2 separate regions of the Homo sapiens genome follow, and region 2 is linked to region 1. The links are chromatin loops, found by intact Hi-C in ENCODE. Cell type or tissue: heart right ventricle. All regions are shown on one strand. Region 1 overlaps NTNG2 (netrin G2). Region 2 has its middle 98 kb from the start of RAPGEF1.

Region 1 (5,000 bases):
TGAGATGGAGGCTGTTATTTTCCTAGTCCCACAGGTGAGGGGATCGAGGCTTAGGAAGAAGCAGCTGGATTTTATGATATGTAAATTACACCTCAATCAAGCTGTTTCAGAAGAAAAAAGGGGCAGCTGCTCAAGGTCTCAGAATTATGGAGAGGCACGGGCAGGATTTGAACTCAGGGCTCGCCAACTCAGCCACCCAAAGCTATTGTCCTGAGGCCTCCAGGGGCTATGAGGTAGAGCTATCTTTTTTTTTTTTTTTTTTGAGATGGAGTTTCGCTCTTGTCGCTGAGGCTGGAGTGCAATGGAGCAATCTCAGCTCACTGCAACCTCCGCCCCCCCAGGTTCAAGCAATTCTCCTGCCTCAGCCTCCCGAGTAGCTGGGATTACAGGCACCTGTCACCATGTTCAGCTACTTTTTGTCTTTTTAGAGAGACAGGGTTTCACCATGTTGGTCAGGCTGGTGTTGAACTCCTGACCTCAAGTGATCCACCCGCCTCAGCCTCCCAAAGTGCTGGGATTCCAGGCGTGAGCCACCGCACCCGGCCAAGTAGTGCTGTCTCCAAGGCCTGGCTTGCAGGGCTTCCCAGTTCCAAAGGAGCAGACCGGGCTTCCATGGGGCCTTGGCACAGCACACAGGCCATGGCGAGAACTTGCTTCCCACACACCTGAGTGTGTCCCTGGGCAGCCAAGCCAGGACTCTCTCCCTCCCCAAGACCCTGGTCCCTGAAAGATCCTGAATACCCCCGAGTGCCTCCCAACAGGTGCTTCGGGCTCTTTGAACAGAGTCCAGCTGGGCCTCTGAACTCCTGGGCCAGATGTTTCTCCCGCCTGCCAATGTCAAGCTGTCTGGAGGACAGCGCTGCGGGCGGAAAACGCCGCTGGAGACACTAATCCTTTCCTGGGCTGGGCCACGGAGGATGGAGGGAGACAGGCTCTGAAGCAAATGCCTTCAGGGCTGGCTTTCTCATGGCTCTAATTAAGCCCTTGCCAATTTGGGCCTGGCGGCCTCATCTTCCCACTGAACATCATATTAAAGTCAATTCATGTCCAAAGCTCCCCGCTCCCAGCTGGAAAGTCTTCCGCACTTGTTAGCTGGTAGCTTTTCCTTTTCTTTCCCCACAGCCACCGTTGTGTATAATCCCTTCAAGAAGCGGAAAACAGCAGCGCTCCCCTGTCCCTCTGGGTTTGTCCTTTGAAATTTGGGCACAGGGCAGTTCTTTGCCAGCCCTGCCTGCCTGCCTTGCTGGCTGTGTGTCCCGTTAGTCTACGGGCTGAGCGTTGTGTCACTGGTTCATGCTGGGGTCCCTGGTGAAAATGGGCCAGGCCAGGGGTCAGGAAGGTAGAAGGGCAGTGATCAGGGAAGCAGGTCAGATGCTGGGGAAGGCTCCGGTCCCTGGATTGCGGCTGGACAGGAAGGACACCTTCCAGGACACTTCTGGACACATGTAAGATCTTGGCCGGAACACATGTCCCACTTCGCAGCCATTAGCCAGAGACATCAGCTCAGAGAGGTCTGGGCCCAGAGGCGGGACCTGGTCTAGCTCTGTCCTTCAGTCAGAACGGGGACGGCACAGGGAGTGTAGAAGGGTCTCGCTGAAGAATATGCAGATTCTCAGGCATGGGTTCACCTCTCATCTATCGGGCTTTAAGTCTGCATGTGCCCTCCACAGGCTGAAATAGTGTAGATGCTGCCTATGTAGTAGATTTGGACCCAATTCCTTTGGCCAGTGTAGACAGAGCCTCTCCTTATAGTGCTGCTGCTTCTAAGGGGCCTGTGGGGTGCGGGGCTGTGATGCCTCAGTATGTACCCAGCTTCCCTCAGCACCACCCCCTCGCATAACTTGGTTTCTTCTCTTCTTCCCCCCAAGAGTGGACCAGGCCATCTACGGCTGCCCCTCTCTCGAGCAGGTGGTCCCAGGTGGCCTCCCGTGCAGAAGGTATGGGGGGGCAAGGCCTGTGATGGGCCTGAGACCCCGGGGAAGCGCCCTCTTAGACTCGTAGGCCCCTCCCTCTGTAGTGGAAGTAGCAGGTGTGCATGGTGGGGACCTGAGGTTGGAGGGGGGCCGCAGGAACCAACTGAGGGCACGGGTGTAGAATGTCGGTGCCTGGGGAGCTCTAGGGCACAGTGGTGAGGGAGCGGCCTGGTAGAGCAGGTCTACCAGCTCTGCCCCCAAGCTCACCTGCTTCAAGAGGTTCCATGTGGCACCCCCACGCCAAGCCCTTCCACCAGCACTCCCTCCGAGGGCTTCGGAGTCTGGTAGAGGCCCCGCCTCCCACGACAGGAACCCCCCTCTCCAGCTGCCCTTGCTCACAGGACACCTGGGCAGTTGCTGGATCAGAGAGTCAGAGGGGGCTTCCTGCAGGAGCGGGGGCCATGAGACCTCGGAGGGTGGACTGTGGTGGGTGAAGGGAGAAGGCAGCACATTCCAGGCCGCAGGGCCAGCCGGGGCAAAGGCTTGGCAGTGGGATGGCAGGGAGCCTGACAAAGTGGAAAATGTGTGGGTTAAAGGAGGGAGGGCGGGGTCCTGGAAGACACTGACATCCTCCTGCTACGTGGGAGGAGACACAGGGCTCATCTGTAGCCATAGACAGACATGCCAAGGAAACGCGCAGGCCTGCCCGACTCTCCAGAAGGGAAATTGTCCCTGGCCCCAGCTCACCAAGCCTGGGTGGGGAATTAGGGCCTGAGGTCTAGGGAACAGGTGAGCTGTTCCTTCCAGCTCACATGTTCAAATTTCCTCCAGCCCCAGCTCTGAGCAGCGAGCAGGGCTTTGAGCGCCCTCTACTGGCAGGAAGCTCTGGCGCTGGAAGCATGTTTAGAGAGGGTCTGAGGCTCGGTTCCTAGAAACCTGGAGGACCTGGGCCTGGTGTCCTCTGTGGTGATGGAGACAGAGCTGGCGGGAGCCATCGCTTCCCTACCCTGGGCCAACCAGGGCACCACAGACCCCCAGAGGGAAGCCAAGGTAGTGACGATCCCGGGACAGTGGCCTGCTCACCCACAGATAGGGCGTTGGGGTCCCAGCGGGATTCTGGGCAGTGGAAGGCAGGTGCCGTCCGTGTTCCTGGCTTGACAGCACTTGCGAGTGGGACTCCAGGGACAGCGAAGGATTCACTTCGGCTGGAGCAGGAAGAGTGTTTCAGAAAGGAAGGGAGATGCCAAAGTCCTTAAATGCCAAGTTTAGTCTCTGGGTTTGATGCTCCAGGAAGTTTGGAGAGGCGGTGGGGAGAGCAAGAGACGGGCGTGGTGTGCAATGTGATGTCAATCTATCTAAAAACAGTTTGGCTTCCAAGAAGGTCTTAGCAGGGCGCGGGGGTGTCAGGGGTTACAGAAGTCATTTGGAGGATTAATCCAGCCAGATGTGTCCATGGTCTCAGAGAGGGGACCAAGGGCAGGGCTGATTTGCAAGCTTGGGATGTGCTGTGTTTCCTTCAGGAAGGGGCCCCACCTCCCTGGGCTCTTCGAGGAGAGGGGCTGTGTGATTTGAGGCCAGAGGGGCCTCTCCCTCCCTCACATCTGAGCAGGCGACAAGGCTGCCTGCCCTAGAGCTGGCCCAGGGCGGCTCGGAAGCCTTTGCTGGGCTCTTCCCTGGGCAGTGGGACCATGACAGACGAAAGAACCTGTTTCTCATCTCTCCAAGCTGTGGGCACCCCTGCCGCTGCCCCTGCCCCTGCCAAGGGCTACAAACTTTTCCAGCTCAAGCCCAAATCTCCTCAAGTGATGCCTATTGAAGAATTCCAAGGTAAGAGGATGGACCTGGGGCCCCATCAGCCCTCCCTGACACCTGTTCCCCATCCGCCGCTGGAAAAAGACGGTGCAGGATAGAGGACCGATGCCTGGCTCCGAAAACCCTCCTGGAGTAGCTGGGTCAAGGTTAAACTGAGTCTCTCTTCCCTACAGGCCTCCCTCCCCAAGGGAGCTGGGAGCAGGTATGAGTCAGAAGCCAACTTGGGCACAGTGGGCAGGCCACACAGCAGGCAGAGCAGATGCCAGAAATAGCCCATCCCGGCTCCCCTGGGAGGTGTGGCCCTGGGGCTCGTGTTGGTTGAAGCAGAATCTGGGACACACGGGTCACCGATGCTGCTCTTTGGGACACTTAGAGGATGCCTCATCTCCTCATTATCTCTGGAGGGACAAAGTGAAGGGGGCAGGACTAGGTGGCCCACAGGTGGGAGTGCCCACCATCTCTCCTGGGCACAGGCTGTTTCTCTAGTCTCCCATGCCCTTGACCACTGGGTCAGTCCCTCATCCCATCACAAAAGGGAAGCTGGGTCCTCTAGAGATACACAGATGGTGTTTCAAGAGGGTGGCCGTTGTCCTTCCTTGTTCGGGGGCAGCCACATTGGCTTTCTTGCTGGAGGGTGGGTGGGTGGGTGAGTACTGTGTCCCTTCGTAGGAACATCAAGGGATGCCCCCCCATTCTTAGGGATGGTGACCTTCCTCACCAAATCCTCCATTGACAATGTGGGATTCACCTCCAATCCCTGAGAGCCTTGCCCCAGGCAGTCACGGGCTTGTCTGGTCCTTGGAGCGGAGCTGGTTAGGCAGGGGTCAGCCTGAGAACCACGTAGGGGTGGGGTGCAGGAGGCGGCAGGACATGGTGGTGGTGGTCCTTGGTATGAAACCATGTGCTTCCAGGAGCAGCGAGTCAGAAGCCGGGCCAGGACCAGGGGGAGGCATGCAGGTTCCCAGGGCTCCTGCTTTAAAGTGGCACTCACTCTTAGCATCCTGCAAAACAATCAAACTTGCAGAAAGCTCAGGCTAATAAGAAAGGGTCTGGCAGGTGGGCGTTTTCCTCCCAGCCATCTTCCAAAGCAGCATGGGCAGGAGCTCCTGGCCCATTGCATCTTGTCCAGCGTCCATCCATGCATTCATCTACCCGAGGATACCACGGCGAGCGCCGTGAACCCAGGCGTCGCCCTCCCCCAGTGCACAGCCAGGTGGCATGACCCTGCCCTCCTTGCATGAATCACTTTCTAATCACCCCGGCATGTGGGCATCC
Region 2 (5,000 bases), 400 kb before region 1:
TGTGTTTTCCCTTTACTTGGAGCGGATGCAAAGTTCGGAGGCTGTCCGGGGCCCTCCTCTCTCCCCCTCCCCCAGACGCTCAGCCTTAGGCCTTCTGCAGGGTGTGGAGCCTGCGGGATCCTGGGCCTTTAATGGGGGCTCCAGACCCTCCCTCCACAGCCACACAACTTTGCCAGTGATGCTGGGAGCCGGGAGAGGGCCTGGGGTTTGTGCAAGCCAGATTCAGACTCACGCGATCTCCCCAACTCCGGCCCGGGGACTTGGGGCTTCTCTGTCCTCTCTCCTCCCTGCACACCCAGCCTCTGGGAAGGCGCAGGCCAGCTGCACGGTGTTGGAATTCCACCTCCTCTGCTGAAGGAGGTGCTGGGTGTGCCAGGCACGTGGGGCCCTCGGGTGTCCACAGCTTCTGGGACCCCCCTGATAGTTTCCCACGGATTTTCCCAACTCTGACTTCTCTTGGTCAAACCCTACTTATGTTTCCAGGCTCATTTCAAATGCCACAACCTCCAAGAAGCCCTCTTGGATGTCCAGACAAGGGCACACGCTCCCCCTTCTGAATTCCCTATGGCCTTCTGTCTCTTCCTTCCTGGTACCCTCCTGACCCCACCTGACAGGACGTGTCCTGAAGGAAGAAGCAACGCAGCTCTGGAGCACGCAACCCTGGGGTGGAATCCGCCTCCTCTACTTTTTTTTTTTTTTTTGAGACAGGGAGTCGCTCTGTCGCCCAGACTGAAGTGCAGTGGCACGATCACGGCTTACTGCAGTCGGCCTCCTGGGCTAAAGCAACCCGCCTGCCTCAGCCTCCCAAAGCGCTGGGACTATAGGCGTGAGCCACAGCGCCCGGCCTACGCCTCCTCTACTTCTTAGCTTGTGATCTGGGGCAAGTTTCTTATCCACTCCAAGCGTCAGTTTCTCTATCAGTGAAAGGAAAAAATAACACAGTCTTCCCTCCTGGGTTCCTGTGAGGATTCAGTGAAGCGAGAGTGATCTACACGTGGGAAGCCCTAACCCCGTCCTCGTCCTCGGTAGCGTGGTGCTCGTCCTCCTGGGAGGAGCCCGGCGAGGCCCTGTGGCTGAGACTCGGGCACCTGGCTCTGCTCTGGCCCCCCTAGAAGACCCTGACGCCTAGTCTCTGGATTCAGACCTCGCCTGCAAAAACAACGTGACCACATCAGCTCAGCCTGCACCACCAACTGCTCTGAGATGAGGCGTGAGGTTCCCTTTGGAGGTAACTCTGGGGAAACGAGAGTGGCGGCCGGTGTCACAGGGCCACCTGCACATGCCCTGAGGATCACCGCACCTGCCCGGAGCTGGCTGGATGTTTTGGAGGACCCAGGACACAGCAGGCGAGCGCTGGCACCCACAGACCCCCTTTCTCTCATTTCACGTCCCTGGGCTGCAGAGGGAAGGACCCTCTGGCCTGGGCAACATAGTGAGACCCCATCTCTACAAAAAAATTAAAAAATTAGCCGGGCATGGTGATGCATGCCTGTAGTCCCAGCTACTCGGGAGGCTGGGGCGGGAGGATCACTTGAGCCTGGGAGGTCAAGGCTGCAGTGAGCCATGATTGCACCACTGCACTCCAGCCCGGGTGACAGAGCAAGACCCTGTCTCCACCACCAAAAAAAAGGCCCTCGTTAGTTTACTTGGGAGGAGCTGGGCCTGCCGTGAGCTGGGCAGGCATAGGCCCTGTCCTGGTGCTCACTGTTCTGGGGTGGGGGAGCAGATGAACAGGTATAAATTCTACTATGGGGGGGTATGGGCTCTGATGGCCATGGGGGGCGGGTGTCTAATCATGGACTGCTTCCCGGAGGAAGGTGCATTTGAGTCTGACACATGTGCAGTTAGTGGGAAAGTGGGATGGGCTGGATGATCTGAGCCCTGTTGGGGAGAAGCAGGAGCTGGAGCAGCCTGGCATCTTTGAGCATCTGAGGTCCAGCCTAGGACCCGTCAGGGCATAGCCAGGAGCAGGGGCAGGGGCAGGGATTGGCAGGACGGAGACCAGGTCAGGCTGGGCGGTGCCCCTGTCTGCATTGTGGCTGCTGCAGGCTGATGGCGGGAAGAGGCAGTGGGACTCGAGTGGCCACTGGGAGGCAGGGCAGGGGTGCTCAGGTGAAACATGGCAGCAGCCCTCTCTGGAGTTACAACCGAGGGCTGGAGACAGGCAAGGGATTCTGGAGAGTACAAGGAGCCAGACTGCTCGTGACATGTGGGGTCTGGGGAAGGGACGGGAGCGGGGGCCTGGGCTCCATGTCTCTATTGCCCTCCTGCCTTCCTGGCCCGGCCAGGGGAGCCTGGGCTGGGGCTGATCGTGACCTTGCCAGTCTGTGCCTGGGCTTGCGGACTGTTAGCCCGGGAACAGCCTGCACATCTTGAGTGTCTGTCAGCTTTTTCTGGGAGAAAGATTCCCAAGCAAGCCCTGGACACCCCCAGAATGTACAAGTCTCTGCTCTGTTCCCAGCTCCTGCTGTCTCCCCCAAAACACACAGCCCTCTGCTCTGTTCTCAGCTCTGGGTGTCCCCTCTGCTCCTGCCATCCCCCACCCTCACCTTAGATCAATCACTGTCCTGAGCTTCTCTAAACACTCCGTGTTGCTTCGAAGGGCGTGGGACCTCACTTCTCAGCAGTGTGACTCGAGTTTGCCCCTGGACATCTCCGTTTCCTCCTCTGGGAAGTGGGCTCACGGCAGTCCCGTCCCCATGCAGGGCTGCTGTGCAGATGGAATGGGAGGAGCAAGGCAGGCCCTGGGTCAGCGCCTGGCTCTGGACTTATCAGGACCATAAATAGGGTTCCTGGTGGTCGCTGTTTTATTCGTGGACTGCTGGCTTACGAGCTGCCCTGAGTGACGCGTGGGGTGACGCTGCCAACACCTGGCTACAGAGGTCCCTTCAGGGAGGACAGGAGAGCCTTGTGGTGAGGAAGCCTCTTTGGAAAGTGAGACTCAGTCATCAGAGCTCACCGTGCAGATGACAGGCTTCCGGGGCTGGACCTGGGGCGGGGGGGGGGGGCGTCAGGCGGACCCCCATCCCCAAGGGGCCCAGCTCGTCCTGAGGGGGCAGCCACGGCCCCTTTTCCAAGCTCCCCCAAGGATCCGCGGGTGGCCTCAGCCCCGCCCACCTCACCCTCTCTCCCGGCCTGACCCTTCCCCACTCCTCAGCCTCTGGTTCTGCTCTCAGCAGATGCCCCTGCTCAGCCTTCCAGAGCCCCTCCCATATTAGCGTCTTCCTGGGAGCACTGCTGTGCAGCTCCATGCCCGTCCCACCTTCTAGGCCAGAATTCATTCATTCATTCAGTCGTTCAGCACCACTGCCTGAGGGCTTACCTTGAGCAGGTCCCACGCTGGCTGACACCAGCACGCCGGAGGCCCCGGGCTGAACACACAGCGCCACCCACCGAGCCTGAGCAACGTTTGCTGCCGTCAGTGAAGCCCCCAGGCAGGGAGGCCACTGCAGGGAGGACTGAGCGGGCCTCGAGGGAGTGAGTGGCTGGGAACAGAGGGGTGCAGCCTTCCCAGGGAGGGGACAGGGTGTGGAGAGGGAGAGGGGGCTGGGGAGAGGTGAGCAGGCGTCTCCCGCTGTCTGAGGAGCTGGAACCTGGTCCGATCCAGAGGGCACCCTGGCATGGTCCGACCCAGGGGGTGCTTCTGCCGTGGGCTTCGAGAGGGCAGGGAGAGGGGAGGGGAGCTGCAGATCCCCTGGCTCCAGGCCATAAGGACCTGATCTCAGGTGGGGCTGGGGGGCACTGAGCAAACTGAGAACCACTCCCAGGCCTGGGTGAGGGAGCCAGGAGTCTGGGGTCTGGCCTGCCCAGCGTCCACAGCCCACTTTGCCAGGGAGGCCCAGGGCTGGTGAGGACCCAGCCGAGGTCCTGCCGCCACCCCAGCTGCAGCTGAGCTTGGAGAGGAAACCAGGTGCCGCTCGGGGACGTCGCTGCTCTAACTGCCCGCAAGGGGTGCTTCCGGGGCAGGCCTGGCCAGGACAGGGCGAGGAGGCCTCTCTGGAGGTCATGGGGACCCTGTGTCTTCTCTTCCTTCACACGCCTGGGCCTGCGACCTCACAGAGGCCACAGCATGCCCTGTCCGTCCTCACCAGCTGCAAGCAGGAGGCGGCCTGGCCGTAACACCGGCCTGGGAAGGCCGAGCACATTTGAGCAGCCTCATGGAAAGTTCTGGGGTTTATGACAACAGATTATCTGGTGGTGACAGCAGATCTGGGATGGTGCTTCCTGCCCACCGCCTTCTCTCTCTTTGAAAACAAAACCACCCACACATTTTGAAAGCTGGGCCCCTATGGTGGGTTCAGGATAGAGCCAACCCTGAACTCATGGGGAGACTTGTCCCACAGAAATGACGAAGATTCTTCCAGGAACAGACTCAGCCTTCTCTTTCCACCTGAGGGACACTCAGTCTCAGCCTGGAAACCAAAGATGGGGCTGGGCGGGTGCTGCGGTTTAGGCTGAATCATCGTCATAGCTGTGACCAATTGTAACAACAACAAAAACAGCAGCAGCAGCAGCAGCAGCTCATTTTTCTCTAACAGGCTTGTTGCATCTGCACTAAGTCAAGGTATCATTCCTGTCAAGGAGGCTTCCAGCCTGTGCTTGTTTGCTTCTCTTGATGGGGACCTCACTACCTCGGGCAGCTATGTATGTCCCCCAGGCGTGTGTCCAGTGTCCTGCTGGGGGCGCTGGCCCCCAATGTGCCCCTTTTGCTTTCAGACAGCCAGGACGTTGGGCTGCAACAGCCTAAACTGGCTCTGGCGTCTTACACAGCAGAGGAACTGGAGGGAGAGCTGAAGCTATTGGAATCCACGGGGAGGCAGGGAATGGTGGAAGCCACAGCCAGTGGGGCAGCTGGAACCACAGCCCAGAGCCAAGCTAAATGTGCACTCTCAATGATCTCCATTTGCCCAAAATTCGAAACCAGAAGGAAGCATTTGATTGGCTGAGCCAGGCACAGGCCCCGCCCTGGCTGCTAAGGGTAGAGGTGGCGGGAAGGGGAG

Evidence for each region. A loop is a pair of places that touch in the nucleus more often than their neighbours do. Peaks named below come from ENCODE experiments on the same cell type or tissue, not always from the same donor. Only the 100,000 strongest peaks of a DNase experiment are listed, where the experiment ranks them.
Region 2: a loop joins it to region 1, with 3 times the contacts of the local background. A loop is called at or near these places in 12 of 110 quality-filtered maps.

What each region holds. Positions count from the first base shown.
Region 1 is chr9:132,233,783-132,238,782 of GRCh38, forward strand. The region is part of intron 5 of NTNG2 (netrin G2); the gene reads left to right. Among named protein-coding and RNA genes, the nearest start is that of NTNG2, 74 kb to the left of the region's middle. In heart right ventricle, CTCF peaks have their summits at 2,791 (motif pointing left) and 3,005; DNase peaks (open chromatin) are centred at 2,779 and 3,977; H3K27me3 peaks cover 824 bases.
Region 2 is chr9:131,835,414-131,840,413 of GRCh38, forward strand. No RefSeq gene overlaps it. Among named protein-coding and RNA genes, the nearest start is that of RAPGEF1, 98 kb to the left of the region's middle. RefSeq lists an enhancer at 2,247-2,785. In heart right ventricle, a CTCF peak has its summit at 2,096 (motif pointing right); DNase peaks (open chromatin) are centred at 4,241 and 4,398; H3K27me3 peaks cover 2,805 bases.